Regions from separate parts of the Homo sapiens genome. Here region 2 is linked to region 1. Evidence: read pairs that join two places in POLR2A ChIA-PET (ENCODE). Cell type or tissue: HepG2. All regions are shown on one strand.

Region 1 (5,000 bases):
CCATGGAATACTATGCAGCCATAAAAAGGATGAGTTCTTGTCCTTTGTAGGGACATGGATGAGGCTGGAAACCATCATTCTGAGCAAACTATCGCAAGGACAGAAAACCAAACACTGCATGTTCTCACTCATAGGTGGGAATTGAACAATGAGAACACTTGGACACAGGGCGGGGAACATCACACACTGGGGCCTGTGGTGGGGTAGGGGGAGGGGGGAGGGACAGCATTAAGAGAAATACCTAATGTAAATGACGAGTTAATGGGTCCAGCACACCAACATGGCACATGTTTACATATGTAACAAACCTGCATGTTGTACACATGTACCCTAGGACTTAAAGTATAATAAAATTAATAAATAAATTAATTAATTTTTAAAATCTCCAAAAAAGGACTCTAAAAAAATGTATTACTAAATACTTTTTGAAGTATTTTAAGGGTTTTAAAATACTTTAAAAAAGTATTTTAAAGGTTACTAAAACTAGTAACCATCATTTTGTTAATATCAAATATCCAATGTTCAAAATCTCATAAATGTCATTGTTGATTTTTATGGATATTTTATATGAATCAGGCTCAAAATAAAGACCACTTATTGCTATTGGCAAAAACAAAAACCACAAAACAACAGAAGGAAAAGACCCCCTCCTCCTCTCTATAGCCAAAAGTGGAAAAATGAAGCAAGAAAGTCTTCTGTGTTAATTAAGAAGATGACGCTAGAAAACATCTAGTTTTAGTATTTCTTCTATCCGTGAGATTCTGTGTTTCTCAGAGTTACTTCCTCGTAGGCAGCTGCAGGCATTTTTGGCTGTGGCATGCATTTCTGCCACGTAGAAAGATAAAGCATATGTGTCTGATGAAGAAAATTCAAGTGGGTTCATTGATAATTTGGGAAGCTGGAGTTAGGAGAAGGCTAGAACCCCTTCTAGGGTGGTTGCTTGAATTGGCATTACTGAATTTTAATTCACTTCTCTATAGTAGAAGTTTCCCCTAAATGTATTTTATTCACATACACTCACAAAGTTTTATTCAGTGGAGAAACATTTGTAATATAAACCTGCAAATTTTTCTAGATTTCTTAGAGTCAGTCATCTGCTTGTCAGCATTTCAGGCTAGAAGGCACTACAAATTAACCTGAGATAACTGAAGCAAAATCTCTGTGCTTGGCATAATTGTTAGGAAAAATCAATTTCTTTTGAAAGGTAAACACAGGCCCTGTGAACAGCTGATGGGCCAGCTGAAGTCACTTTTCACTGGATTTGTGATAACTTTCAGATTCATAGGCTAGAAGAAAGCTCAAAGAAAATGGATGGAAAGGTTGGGAAGGCTAAAATAAATTCCTGGTATAGCTAATTTCTATAAAAACAAGTGTTTTTCAGTAAATAGATTCAATCTGCAACAAAATGAGACATTGGTTTGCTAATTTCTTACTGTATCATACTGCAATGGTTTGATCTTTACAAATTGCATTTCCTTTTCATCCACATCCAGCTACATTTGTAGGCCTCACCTTACCTATCCACCCCTGCTGTGATATTTTTGGACTAAGAAGTAACCACCTACTCTCAATCTGAAAGTTTCTTGGTGAAGAAAAACAAAACACAGAAATCCTAAAAGAGAAGTGCCATCACTTTCCCAATGGCAGTTGGACTCACTGTTTAAGTAATATGTAAATGGAAACCGAAACTGTGGGGATGCTGCCTTTAAAACTGCCCAAGAGTGCCCCTTTCCCCATCACTAGCCCACAATGCCTGCATCATGCACATTATGAAGAAGTATGGCAAATGGAGAACAGCTGTGGGAAGATATAAACATAATCCACAAATGGCTCAGAAGAGAAGGTACCAGACAATTGGTCCTGTGATATGTTCTACGGTGCCGATTCTCAGAGGACATTTTTAGAGAATGATTTTGCTTTCTAGCTTGGGCTCACTCATAACAGCCATAAATATACCCAAACTTTGTCTTCATTCAGTCATTGATTCAGTAGATTATTGGAATCATGAGGCCAAAAAGTTTTGTTTTGTTTCATTTTAGTTCTTTAATGGTTCTCAAAGTAGCATCATAAAGAAGCTGCTTTTTTGGACCCTAGCAATGTCTGGAAGAAGCAGTAGCTCTCTTTGACAAATGAAGGAGCTGAGGCCCTGTGAGACAGAACAACTGCTTGGAGTCAACTCTGAAGACAGACAGAGGTCCCCCAGCTCTGAGGACACAGCTGTCCTTGGATTCCAAGATCCCTAACTTGTCGGCCAGCTCTGATTCCTACACACCGCTACTGAGCCACTTAAGTCTCTCTCAGCCTCAGTTTCCAGATCATTGCTTTGTCTACCACACAGGGCCTGAGAGAGATCAGATGAAATTAGATGAGAGAGGGCTCTGGACACTGGTGAAGCCACACATGGGTAAAATGACCTTGAAGGGAGCCCCACGTGCTCACAGGGTGGCCCTTGAGCCACATCAAAGGCTTGCACTTCCTGAGTCATTGTTTGTGTGTTTATGGATGAGTTCCTGTAGCGGTCACCCAGCCCCAGTGCCCTGATAGCTCTGAAGCATGCGCTCCAGGGTGGGGCCAGCATCACGAGACACCGAGGGGAGATGGGAGGGTTGTGGGGGTGGGAGGAAAAGCCTTGTTTACTCCCAGAGAGCTTGCCTGCCAGGCTTGGGGCCAGGATATCTATGCACCTTAGGTCAGGTGTTGCACCCAGAAAAGGCTGCAGAGGGCAGCACCTCGGGAAGAAATCCAGGCACTTGCCTTCTAGCCTAACCCTTCCCCATTCCCATTCCACACCTTCACTGTGCTTCAGCTGTTCTTCTTCTAAGTGAGCCTGTAATGCAGAGAAAAGAGCACCGATAGGTTCTAGTCCCTGTGTTTATCCACTGACTTACTGTCATGTCCCTTACCTTCCCTGGGACTCAGTTTCCTCATCTGCAAAATTGGGATACTACTTCATCTATATACTGCCACTGAAATTTTGTGAGGGTCAGTTCAGACCAAACTCATGTATGTGTATCTCTCTGTGTGTGCATGACTGTGCATGCAAGTGCACAGGTGAGAGACAAACAGAGACAGAAAGAAACTGAGAGAATGAGAGTGAGAGAGGCCAGGCACAGTGGCTCATGCCTGTAATCCCAGCACTTCAGCAGGCTGATGCGGGAGGATTGCTTCAGTGCAGGAGATCAAGAACAGCCTGGGCAACATAGCGAGATGCTGCCTCTACAAAATAAATAAAATAAAATAAGAGAGTGAGAGAAAACCTTGAGAAGTGTAACACCCTATGCAAATACAAAGTATTTTTTTTCTTTTTCTTCCTTTTTTTAAATTTATTTATTTATTTATTTTTTTATTATTATACTTTAAGTTTTAGGGTACATGTGCACCTTGTGCAGGTTGGTTACATATGTATACATGTGCCATGCTGGTACATTGCACCCACTAACTCGTCATCTAGCATTAGGTATATCTCCCAATGCTATCCCTCCCCCCTCCCCCCACCCCACCACAGTCCCCAGAGTATGATATTCCCCTTCCTGTGTCCATGTGATCTCAATGTTCAATTCCCACCTATGAGTGAGAATATGCGGTGTTTGGTTTTTTGTTCTTGCGATAGTTTACTGAGAATGATGATTTCCAATTTCATCCATCCAGCCATGAACTCATCGTTTTTTATGGCTGCATAGTATTCCATGGTGTATATGTGCCACATTTTCTTAATCCAGTCTATCATTGTTGGACATTTGGGTTGGTTCCAAGTCTTTGCTATTGTGAATAATGCCGCAATAAACATACGTGTGCATGTGTCTTTATAGCAGCATGATTTATAGTCATTTGGGTATATACCCAGTAATGGGATGGCTGGGTCAAATGGTATTTCTAGTTCTAGATCCCTGAGGAAACGCCACACTGACTTCCACAATGGTTGAATTTTTTTTTTTTTAGACAGAGTCTCACTCTGTTGCTGAGGCTGGAATGGAGTGATGCATTCTCAGCTCCCTGCAACCTCTTCCTCCCAGCTTCAAGCGATTTTCATGCCTCAGCCTCCCGAGTAGCTGGAACTACAGGCATGCACCACCACACCCAGCTAATTTTTGTATTTCTAGCAGAGAAATACAGTTTCGCCATGTTGGCCAGGCCGGTCTGAAGCTCATGGCCTCAAATGATCTGCCCGCATCAGCCTCTCAAAGTTCTGGGATTATAGGCATGAGTCACTGTGCCTGGCTGCAAAGTATTTTCTTTAAAGCTGACATTATCTGAGCTTTGGAAAATTCAGAGACCCCAATGGATATAATGTGATATTTTTTGTTCCAAGGTTCCCTGAGCTCAGTAGAGATCTTGCCTGAGTTGTCCTTCGGATATTCTAGGATACCCATTTTACAGATGTGTGGAGGGAGATAGAGGTAGGACCAAGGAGATTGGCAGGATGTGTACTCATTTTCCAAACCACTTCCAAACGATGGCCAAGAAGAAATGCAATGAAGGAATGCACTCTGATTGATCCCTGGCATAGTTAAACAATGGCTCTTAATGCAGTCTGGATGGGGGCAGTGTGGGGTGGGGGTGGATTGAGTGCTTACTACATGCTAGGTGCTCACCATCCTGTTGACAACTGCTGATGAGTATAAATTGCCTTCCTCAGAACAGGCAGGCTTTCTTGTCCTGTCAAATGGGATAGTTTAGCAAAGTGAGCCAGAACTCAAAACTGGAAAAAATATCAAGCTTGTTTTCTAAAGTTTGAATCAAACCATATATTTTTTTTCCCTTGAGTTACAAAGGAAAGCTAAGTTACAGCTTCTCACTTATCCCCAACATCCGCTAATAGATCCATTCCAATATGAATCAACTTATTCCTTTTTTCACAATAACTAGTGTACTATAAAAAAATCTAAATTCCATCATATTATCTGAACTGACTGGATTTGGTCTGAGGCCAAGGTTGTGCCACAGAAGAAAAGGCCACACCCAATTAGGACATCACCAGAGTTTCAAGGTCTTTGTCTGAG
Region 2 (5,000 bases), 120 kb before region 1:
TTTCAAATTATGGTGTTGGAAGAACTTTTTAAATCACTTTTCCATGCACTGTATCTATGTAAACATGCAAAAACAGACCTGTTCCTAGCATATAGGAACATGATTGTGTGCGCATGTGCGCATACACACACACACACACACACACACACACACACACACACACACACAGGCATGGAGGTTGTGGCAGTGCCTTGCTGGATTTCCAGGCAGAGTTATTTGCCTCCCAGTCCTTTTCCACACAAGCCCACCTCCCAAAGCCAGAGCCAGGACAGACAGCGTGCTCTACAGAGGAACCACCCTGAGACTTCCTGAAAAGGGACAGAGCTGAAGGGCCTATCAGAAGCTCTGGGCTGGCTTCCAAAGGAGACAGATCTCTATTCCAAGAGAAGTGGTGAATGAGCTTGTGACACTGGCCCTGCCGTGGAGTCTGCAGAGGCCCCAGAGGCATCTTTGCTGGAGAAGGAGAGAGAGCCCCAGAGTGACAGAGGCTGAGCAGCTGTCTTCAGCATGCCAAGAAGAGCTCAGGCCCTGCTTGTAGAAGCTTTCACTAAGCCACAAATATATGTTCCACATCTGCTGTGTGCCAGGCACTTAGCTAGCTGCTGGAGAGACGGGGGTCAAAAAATCATCACACCCTGCCCTCATGTAGTTTATAGTAGAATGAGGGAAAATTATGTAAACACATTTGAATCAGATAATGATGGCTCTCAGTATGGGGCCTCTACCATAGCCCAGCCTGAGGCTATGCAGGTCACCTATATTTCTCAGTTGAGGTAGATACTGTTAGCTCCTTTTCCCAAGTGTGGAAACTGAGGCTAAAGTGGCTCAAGGAAAAGCTGGGACACAAATATCTGTGTTCTTAACACCTGCTATACATGGCAACTTCTACAGCTGCAGAGAAGTACCACATCTTCTGACACCACAGTGCTTGTATTCTTTCTGGATGAAAAGAACTTGGAAGCAAACTAATTCTCTTATCTGAGACTCAGTTTCCTCATCTGTAAAATGGGCTTGACTTCTGCCATCCCCACCTTCTGTGGGTAGAATGAGAAAGAAATGAGGGCCAGTTCAAGTGTGGGACACACATCTCCAAACTATCCTAACGCTAGGGAATGTAGTTTGAGGGCTCAGTGGAGGTGCCTTGGATGGGAGTGTTGGGATTTTGAGCTAGGGAACTTGGTTTTGGTGACCCAGGGCATGAGGAAGCATGCCAGGTTTTGTAAGAATGAGTTTTATGCTGCACCTGGGATTAAGGAAGGCGTTAGTTCTTCGGGGTGATGGCTGAGGGAGAAGTCCCTTTGAGGGAGAAGTCTCCTCTAGAAGGGAGCATATAGGGAAAGCTGCTGTTGGGGTCCAGGGTGGAGGTGGTCAAGGCTGGCTGCAGAAAGGAAGGGAGCCCCCTAGGAGGCACTGTGGAGCAAAAGGTGGCTGCTACCAGGATGGGATGCGAACACAGATTCATCTAGAAACAGCTCCACTTGGGCAAGACTTGTTTACTAGGATATCCATAGCTCCCATAGTGGGAGCTCAGTAAATATTTATGGAATAATGAAGTGGAGAGGCAAAGGAATCAACATGACAGCAGCATTTAAAAAGTTCTCCAAAAATCTTAAAAGACAGAAGGATTGCTAGCCAGGGAGAAGAACATACTAACCGATGCCCAAAGTATTTACCTGAATTAAAGGCGGGGCCCAGGATTGCTGCCGCCGGAACTGAGGTGGCATGTGGCCCACCCTGTGACTAACAGGCCTTGGACTTACACGTACCTTCCACCTTGCATTGTAACCTCACTGCCCCAGCCATGGTCATCTCCCAGGGCAGGGACTGTCATCTCCCTGTGGCAGATGAAGAAGCAGCAATTTTTCCAAGCCATGAAGTGAAAGAATGATGGGGCAGATTCCCATCCCTGGGCTTCTAGTTTAGCACTCCTCGGATTACAGCAGGGATTTGTTTGTAAGGGAGCTAACATTTCTTAAGTACCTACTAAATATTTATGAGACATGGGGATAGAGGCTCTGCATGTGCTGTTTTATTTAATGCATGCATTAAATTAAATACACTAAATTAGACACAACCCCATTTTACAGCTGGTAAAACTGTAGCTGTATGGAAAGTGGTTAACACACTGTTTGGCATGTAGTAAGTGCTTTATAAATGTTAGCAGTAATCATGAGATTGTTTTTATGGGGTCATCCAAAGTCATATAATTAAAAGTGGTAGATCTGAGGCTCAGACTCAGGTCTGATTCCATGCCCTTCCTTCCACTGCAGCTGGCTGCTTCCCTGAAGGGCTAGGTCCAGTTTCCGAGGCCTATCCAGGAGCCATCAGCTGGGTGCTCCCATCCAGGCCAGGGGGGAAGTGTCCTTTAGAGAGGCCCTGCTGGTTCACTGTGTCTGTTTCTTTACAGATACAATGAGGTGAAGAAGAAAATGGATCCTGGCTTCCCCAAGCTCATCGCAGATGCCTGGAATGCCATCCCCGATAACCTGGATGCCGTCGTGGACCTGCAGGGCGGCGGTGAGCCACCCAGGACTGTCTCCGCTTTCTAGGACTCCCCGCCCCTAGCCAGGGCCCAGCTCCTTGCAAATACACACTTCTTTATTGTGCAGGGCAGGCAGGCAGGCGGCGCCCAGGAAAACAAATCAACTCCTTCATCCTAGTGCTGGGAAGGTTTCCAGATCCCTGACCTCTGCTCCTTGGCCTGGCTCCAGGCAGTAAGACCCAGAAAGACTTCTCACAGCTGCAGGGCCTGGAGCCAGGGCAGGGGAGGGCGGAAGGCCTGGGCCAGGGGAGAAGGAACATGGGCTCTGTGCCGTGGATTCATTCTGGGGTTTGATCCAGGCCCATTTGCGTTTTGCAGGAGGCCTGTGACCACCTCCCATTAGCAGAAGGATGGCTCCATTTGAGACAAGGCAAACTTTGTCATGCTCTGTTGCTCATGTGGCAAAGATCCTCCACTCAACCAGTTTGCCCCTGGCCCCCTGCTGATTAAAACACAACCAGTAGCAGCGAGGGATAGAATTTGGAGTTTGAAAATCATACTCTTGAGGAGGCATCTGTGAGCTTTCTAGGGTCCTGGAAATGGGTCCAGTTTGGCTTTTTTTAGAGGAGATTTCAACTAAATTCCACAGATTTTTTTTTTTTTGAGCACCTACTGTATGCTAAGCACAGGCCCTGACCTCCAGTAGCTGAAGGTCTTACATGTCCAAGAAAATGCAGTGTACAATCAGATGCTAGATTAGGAGTTATCTTCAAGAATAAACATCTATTGAGCACCTACTACATGCTAGCATATTAATAGTAAATGAGATTATGTATGTCAGGAGTCACAAACTCCAACAGCTCCATGTGTCAGGCAGGTAGCACAAATGAGTAAAGCAGGCAGGGGCAGACAGTGGGGAACTGTGGAGTCTGTGCGGAATCAGAGCACATGCCTCATTTACAGGAGACACTTTCTTCTCACCTTCAGATAATTATTGGCGGGCAAGATTAGGGGCCTAGGCAGCTGCCATGGTTCACACCTGTCATCCCAGCACTCTGGGAGGCCAAGGCAGGAGAACTGCTTGAGCGCAGGAGTTTGAGACCAGCCTGGGCAACATAGTGAGACTCTATCTCTACAAAAAAATTTTAAAAAACATTAGCTACACATGACGGCGCATACCTGTAGTCCCAGCTACTGGGGAGGGTGAGCAGAGAGGATCGCTTGAGCCCAGGAGTTTAAGGCTGCAGTGAGCCGTGTTCATGCCGCTGCATTCCAGACTGGGTGACAGAGTGAGACCTGGTCTCAAAAAAAAAGAATGGGGCCTGGTGTTGTTAGATATTCTATATTAGATATTCTAGTTTTTTTAAAGGAAGCCAGAAATCTGTACTTCTGTGTGACTTTTTGGATGTTTACATGTTGGCAAGTTATTCAGATTTAAAGACAAAACAAAACAAACTTGTGAGAGTCAAATAAAACCCATCTGTGGGCCTGACAGGACTGGATATATCCTGTTTTGCCACCTCTGGTACATGGAATGTGCTTAGTTTGATGCTTGTGTTAAGTGGAGTTATTGTTTTTAATAATAGCATATGTTATCTGACTTAATGCTCACTGCAAGCCCTAGAAGGTTGATAATCTTTATCCTCATCTTAGAGATGAGCAAACAGGGAATAAAAGAGCTTATTTCACAGCCATTTCCCTTCTTCCACTCCCAGAGGGGGCTCTTCTGGGCTTTTGTTGTGTTTTGGTTTTGTTTTTGTTTTCTTTTCTTCAATCAGCTCAGATTGAAACAATTGAATTTTTTTTTTTTTTTTTTTGAGACAGAGTCTCCCTCTGTCGCCCAGGCTGGAGTGCAGTGGCGCGATCTTGGCTCACTGCAAGCTCCGCCTACTGGGTTCACACCATTCTCCTGCCTCAGCCTCCCGAGTAGCTGGGACTACAGGCGCCTACCACCACGCCCGGCTAATTTTTTGTATTTTTAGTAGAGACGAGGTTTCACCATGTTAGCCAGGATGGTCTTGATCTCCTGACTTCGTGATCTGCCCGTCTCGGCCTCCCAAAGTGCTGGGATTACAGGCGTGAGCCACCGCGCCCCGCCACAGTTGAGTTTTTTTTTTGGCGGGGGGACAAGGTCTTGCTCTATCACCCAGGCTAGAGGCACAATCATAGCTCACTGCAGCCTCGAACTCCTGGGCTTAAGCGACCCTCCCACGTCAGCCTCCTAAGTAGCTTGGACTACAGGAATGTACCACTATACCCAGCTAATTTAAATATGTTTTTCGTAGAAATGGGGGTCTCTCTATGCTGCCCAAGCTGGTCTCGAACTCCTGGGCTCAAGCAATCCTCCTGCCTCAGCCTTTCAAAGCTCTCTTCTCGTTTAAAAGCTTCTTCCCTATGCCAGGCAGAAATTCAAAGTTCCCAGGAACCTTCTGTGTGCCAGAATGTCAGGATAAGGGGGTCACGGTCTCTTCTTTCTCTATCCCAGGTCACAGCTACTTCTTCAAGGGTGCCTATTACC

The links. ChIA-PET counts read pairs that join two places held together with the same protein. Peaks named below come from ENCODE experiments on the same cell type or tissue, not always from the same donor. Only the 100,000 strongest peaks of a DNase experiment are listed, where the experiment ranks them.
Region 2: POLR2A ChIA-PET joins it to region 1 with 5 read pairs; 3 of 35 experiments call an interaction of 5 or more read pairs at or near these places.

The regions. Positions count from the first base shown.
Region 1 is chr16:55,620,759-55,625,758 of GRCh38, forward strand. No RefSeq gene overlaps it. Among named protein-coding and RNA genes, the nearest start is that of SLC6A2, 33 kb to the right of the region's middle. In HepG2, a CTCF peak has its summit at 2,728 (motif pointing right); a DNase peak (open chromatin) is centred at 2,543.
Region 2 is chr16:55,500,372-55,505,371 of GRCh38, forward strand. It overlaps MMP2 (matrix metallopeptidase 2), which reads left to right. Exons shown (of 13, transcript NM_004530.6): 12 at 2,408-2,517; 13 at 4,968-5,000. Among named protein-coding and RNA genes, the nearest start is that of LPCAT2, 6.2 kb to the right of the region's middle. RefSeq lists an enhancer at 2,122-2,623. In HepG2, CTCF peaks have their summits at 1,413 and 2,600; a DNase peak (open chromatin) is centred at 2,670; H3K4me3 peaks cover 337 bases.